Linked DNA regions of Mus musculus: region 1 is linked to region 2. Evidence: chromatin loops called from intact Hi-C (ENCODE). Cell type or tissue: heart. All regions are shown on one strand.

Region 1 (2,500 bases), 260 kb after region 2:
TTGGGCTTCTAATGCCCTTAAACCAACAGGCTAAAAAAGGAATAACAGTGTTAGGAGGGGTGATAGATCCAGATTACCATGGGGAAATTGGATTACCTCTTCACAATGGTGGTAAGCAAGATTATGTCTGGAGTGCAGGAGATCCCTTAGGGCGTCTCTTAGTACTACCATGTCCTGTGATTAAAGTCAATGGGAAACTACAACAGCCTAATCCAAGCAGGATGACAAAGGACGCAGACCCATCAGGAATGAAGGTATGGGTCAATCCTCCAGGAAAAGAGCCAAGACCTGCTGAGGTGCTGGCTGAAGGTGAAGGAAATACAGAATGGGTAGTAGAGGAAGGTAGTTATAAATACCAATTAAGGCCACGTAACCAGTTGCAGAAACGAGGATTATAAAGTAATATGAATGCCCATTGTAAATTTACTAATGCGTTTGCGATTACGAGGGATAGTTATATCATGTTAGGCGTATTTACAACCTTGTTATTGTTTCATGTGAACATGAGATATTATTTGTGTCAAGTTGACAAGGGGTGGATTGTAGTGGCTATTCCTGGTTGTCAACTTGACAATATTTGGAATGAACTACAATCCAGAATTGGAAGGCTCACCAGTGACCCTTATCTGGAGGCTTGGAGATCCTTATCTGGATCTTGGTTTGAAGATCTTGAGCCATAGTGGCTATGGATTCCAGAAGATTGAATCTCCGAGTTTAAGGAACACACCTTTAATCTGGGCTACGCCTTTCATCTGGGATTAAAGGTGTGGTGGAACACACCTTTAATCTGGGCTCCACCTTCTGCTGGAGACAATATAAGGACATTGGAAGAAGGGAGTCTAGCTCTAGCTCTTGCTCTTGCTCCTTCGCCTGCTTGCCGTGTGAGACTGAGTAACTGCTAGATCCTTGGATTTCCATTCACAGCTGCGACTGAACAATTGTAAGGAATTGGGCTGCCGACTGTAAGTTATCAATAAATTCCTTTACTAACTAGAGACTATCCGTAAGTTCTGTGACTCTAGAGAACCCTGACTAATACACACGTAGACACACACACAGACACACACAGACACATGCACTTACACACACACTTACACATTTATACACACACAACACACACACCATGGCCTATGCATCAATAGGTTCCTGCCCTCTTTGAGATCCTCTCCTGACTTCCCTCAGCAACAGAGTGTGGCCTGACAGCTCTAAGCTGAGATAAGCCTTCTCCATCCCCAACTTGCTTTTGGTCAGTGTTTTATCACAACAGTAGAAACTCTAAGCCACAGCCTTACCCAGAAAGGTCCCCCATCTGGGACACCCCTTCCTCTCCAGGAATCTGCATCTGACTCAGATCTTCCAAGCTTTCAGCTTCATTTCCTCCTGCTCTGGTCCCCGAAGCACGCCTAGAGCCCCTGCATGCCAAAAGGCTCTGTTGCAGCCAGTCCTGCTTATCTGGCCTGCTTCCTGTGTCCAACTCAAAGCGTCTTTAAAGCCAGTGTCAGTGCTGTGGACTAGCTATCCTCAAGGCGCCACCTCCAGGTAGGCATTAGCACCTGCAAGCATGCGCTCCCTGCAAGGTCCCATCCCATCCCACACCTACCAAGTCAGAGATTGTCCTCCGAGCAACACAGCTGTGGTCTTCATCAAATGAGCTGCTCCTGCTTGCAAGAGTCAATCATGGTTGGGCCTGTAGTGTGTTGACTACATAGGAAAAGGGGGTGAAGAGAATCACTGGCCCTTAACCTAAGAAAGTCCAGAGGCTCCTCCCAGCCATTTGCACGCAATTCTGCCTTAAATGCTCGGAGATTTGAGATCCAGAAAGGTGGAAGGCACCAAAATATGTAGGCTATATATGTTAACTGAAAGGGGGTTTATCTATGTAGGCATGGGGGGGGGGCGATTATCCAGGCTAGATGCAGACCTTCCAGTGTGGCTACTTTGGAATCCCCAGTGGTCTTACCCATAATCCCTCACTCACGTTTATTTATTAAGTAAACTTAAAAAAACTCGTTGGTTTCCTAGGACAAACTGTGGTGGAACAGTTCCTGGGTTTGTCACTAGGACCTTGCGAGGAGGGTTAGATTCTGTTTACGTCTCACCAGGAAAGAGAGCCTCACGTCAGAAGCCCTGCGGGAAAGACTGACAGACAGTCTGGGGTCTCACAATCCCTCTGGGTGATGATGTCCAGAGCTGTAGTTCCAAGATCTCTACTCTCAACTGTTGACCCCAGATACTCACAATGTGCCCTCCGTTCCTCGACCTCACCCGGGAAGGGTAGAGATGCACAGAACCTCCGGCAACAATCTTACTCTTCATTCCCACAGACATCAGTACAGACCGGACGCTCTGAGAAGGACTGTCCGGGGGAGAGCATGCTGACTGTCTGTGAGACAGGAAGGGCTGGAAAGCGTTGGCACCTCTTACCTTGAGGATGACACCCCAGCTATGTGACAGAGGCTCTCAGCGGTTGCCACCAGCTGCAGGTTCAGAGAGGTCTGCG
Region 2 (2,500 bases):
CCAATGGGCCTCCAGAAGGGTTCTACTTAACTCCATCTCCCCAGTGTTGGGATTAAGAGAACATGACACTGAGCTGGGTTCTTTGTAGTTTTGTAGGTTCTGGGCATTGAACTAAAGTTCTCCTGCTTACATGGCAAGCCTTCACTGCCTGAGCCATCTCTCCAGCCTGCCTCAGTTTCTTCCTATAGAAAATAAGAACAATCCCGGACTTCCTTGAGATTGTCTGAGGAGGAAGGTCACTTCCTTCTGTCCAGAGGGTGAGGGCAGGTGGGGCTTGAGCACCTCAGAGCTGCTCCCACCAGTTCCCACCGTGCCCCCCTCCCCTGGTTCTTCCAGCGTCTGCTCACACCTGCAGTTCCAGCATTCTCGAGGTGGAAGGGTCAGAAGTTCCAGGTTATCCTTGGCTACATAGCAAGAAATGTGTCAAGGAGACTGAGATGGCTCCCTGGCTCCAGACATGAACACCACAGAGAAGACCGCAGTCACAGAGCAGAAAACATACAAAACTAGGCGCTTGTGGAAATGTGGTTCATATGACGGGCCTGTCCAGTGTATCGACACTTCAAGCTCTGTGAGCCCACGGAAGACTTAGGCAGTCCTGGGATAGCTTTCTTTACTGTCTTCAGTTTAAAGATGAGAAAACAGAGGCACAGAGAGGTGAGGTATTTTGTCTGATGTCACACAGCTGGAGAAGCTTGTGTAGAGCATCATCAAGATGCCAACCTTTCTCTGCCACCCTTGAAACTTAAAAGTCTGTTGTTACCTGGAAACAATATCCAAGGAGATGGCAAAGTTGGGAGGCGGCTCAGTAACTGACAATGGGGAGACAAGATGCTGTCTGGCACCATCACAGTTAGTTGGTCCAGATGGTGGAAAGCCTGTATCCAATACCTGGAGTGGTGGGAACAGGAAGAGGTGAGGACAGACAGGTGAAATTTCTCAGTAATGGTTCTGTGAAGGGGGAAGAAGGGGTGTCTCGCTCCACCCAAAGGGAGGGCTCAGGGAAGGGAAGCCTATGACTTCATCACTGGGCCCACGCCAATGACATCACCAGAAGGGCAAGGAGCCAGGCTCAGCAAGTTATTTATGGAAACGGCTGGCGGCCAGGCACAGCTCCTGAGCTGTTTCAGATGTGGTTGGATAAAGCTTCCAGCTGGCCCAGTGGGGCCTCCAAGGCCTGCAGGCAGGCGGAGGAGGAAGGCTGGAGGAATCCAGCAGCTGGGGGCAGGGCTCCAGCAGAGATCATCAGAGTTCCAGGCTTCTTCCTTCTTGGGATCTGCTCATCTCTACCCATGCTCATCAAGGGCTTCCCTGCAGATCGGGCTGGCTGAACTCAGAGAGGACAGCATGTGTGTCTGCCTTCGTGTGCACCGAGGGCATGTCTGTGCACAAGACTGTAGTATGGGCTTGCCGGTCCATAGGGACACACACTCTGCTCCCTTCCACACTGGTACCTTGAGTGGTCCTGAGTGAGTATACAGATCTGTGCCTCCTTGCACGTGTATGTGCATGCGTGCATGGGGGTTGGGAGGCAGAGTGCCCAGGGAGAGCGGGGAGGAGAAGAGCCGCCCGGGAGCGAGATCACAGCAGGAAGCTGGGGAAATATCATTTCAGCCCAAGATCCAGAGGCACTTACAGAAGCTTCAGCAAAACCAGACAAAACTTCCTTTCAATCCATTTATCAAAACTGCCCGCAGCTCCGCTTCGGAGCAGGTACAACAAGAATAAAATATTGAGCACAACCAGCAACCGCGAGACTGGAGGAGGCCAATAAATAAGAAGTTACTGAGGAGCTCGCCCTGACCCTGACGGTTTGCTTTGCCGGTCCCTCCACCTATCTCGTCCTGTGATCTTATGGGTGATGGCAGGAGGGAGGATGGCAGGGGCCCCACTGGGGTGTTTTTGATGAGCTGGGGATATGAGAGTAACTCAGCCCTATGAAGACAAGCTTCAGTGAGGCAGCTGCAGGAGCTCTTCTCACATTTCTTGGGCTGGCTAACTGCCTTCCTTCTCATAATCCCCTGAGGATGGGCTGGAGAGCTGGCTCAGTGGGTAAAGATGCTTGCAGACAAGACTTACTCCCTGAGTTCGATCCCCTGGAGCCACATAGGAGAACTGACTCCTGCCTGTTGTCCTCTGACCTCCACATGCAGATGCTGGTATGCACACTGACACACACAAATATGTGTAGTAAAGCTTTTCAAAATTCTCCAAAAGGAAACTGAATCCATGCAATCTTGAGTGGCCTGGTTGTTCAAGAGAGCATTGAAGTGAGAATAGGGTCAGGAAGCAACCAAGGGGCTTGAACTCAGTCCCCAAGCTAAGACCCTCCATTCCCATGCCCTGTTATGTGCACCTTTTAGATGGTAAGTGGAGGGATGGACATGCATCCGGGTGAGAGTCCCTCTCCCAGACCACCTGTCCTCCATTCTAGATAGAGAAGCCAACCATCTTATAAATGTTCCTGCATGGGGCCTGTGTAACAGAATGTCTTGATTTC

The links. Peaks named below come from ENCODE experiments on the same cell type or tissue, not always from the same donor. Only the 100,000 strongest peaks of a DNase experiment are listed, where the experiment ranks them.
Region 1: a loop joins it to region 2, with 2.1 times the contacts of the local background. A loop is called at or near these places in 4 of 42 quality-filtered maps.

Annotation. Positions count from the first base shown.
Region 1 is chr11:114,461,677-114,464,176 of GRCm38, forward strand. No RefSeq gene overlaps it. Among named protein-coding and RNA genes, the nearest start is that of 4932435O22Rik, 14 kb to the left of the region's middle. In heart, a CTCF peak has its summit at 1,538 (motif pointing left); a DNase peak (open chromatin) is centred at 1,575; H3K27me3 peaks cover 371 bases.
Region 2 is chr11:114,197,409-114,199,908 of GRCm38, forward strand. It overlaps 1700092K14Rik (RIKEN cDNA 1700092K14 gene), which reads left to right and starts at 850. Exons shown (of 3, transcript NR_045930.1): 1 at 850-915; 2 at 1,318-1,469; 3 at 1,615-1,791. In heart, a CTCF peak has its summit at 1,172; a DNase peak (open chromatin) is centred at 1,093; H3K4me3 peaks cover 752 bases; H3K27ac peaks cover 2,174 bases.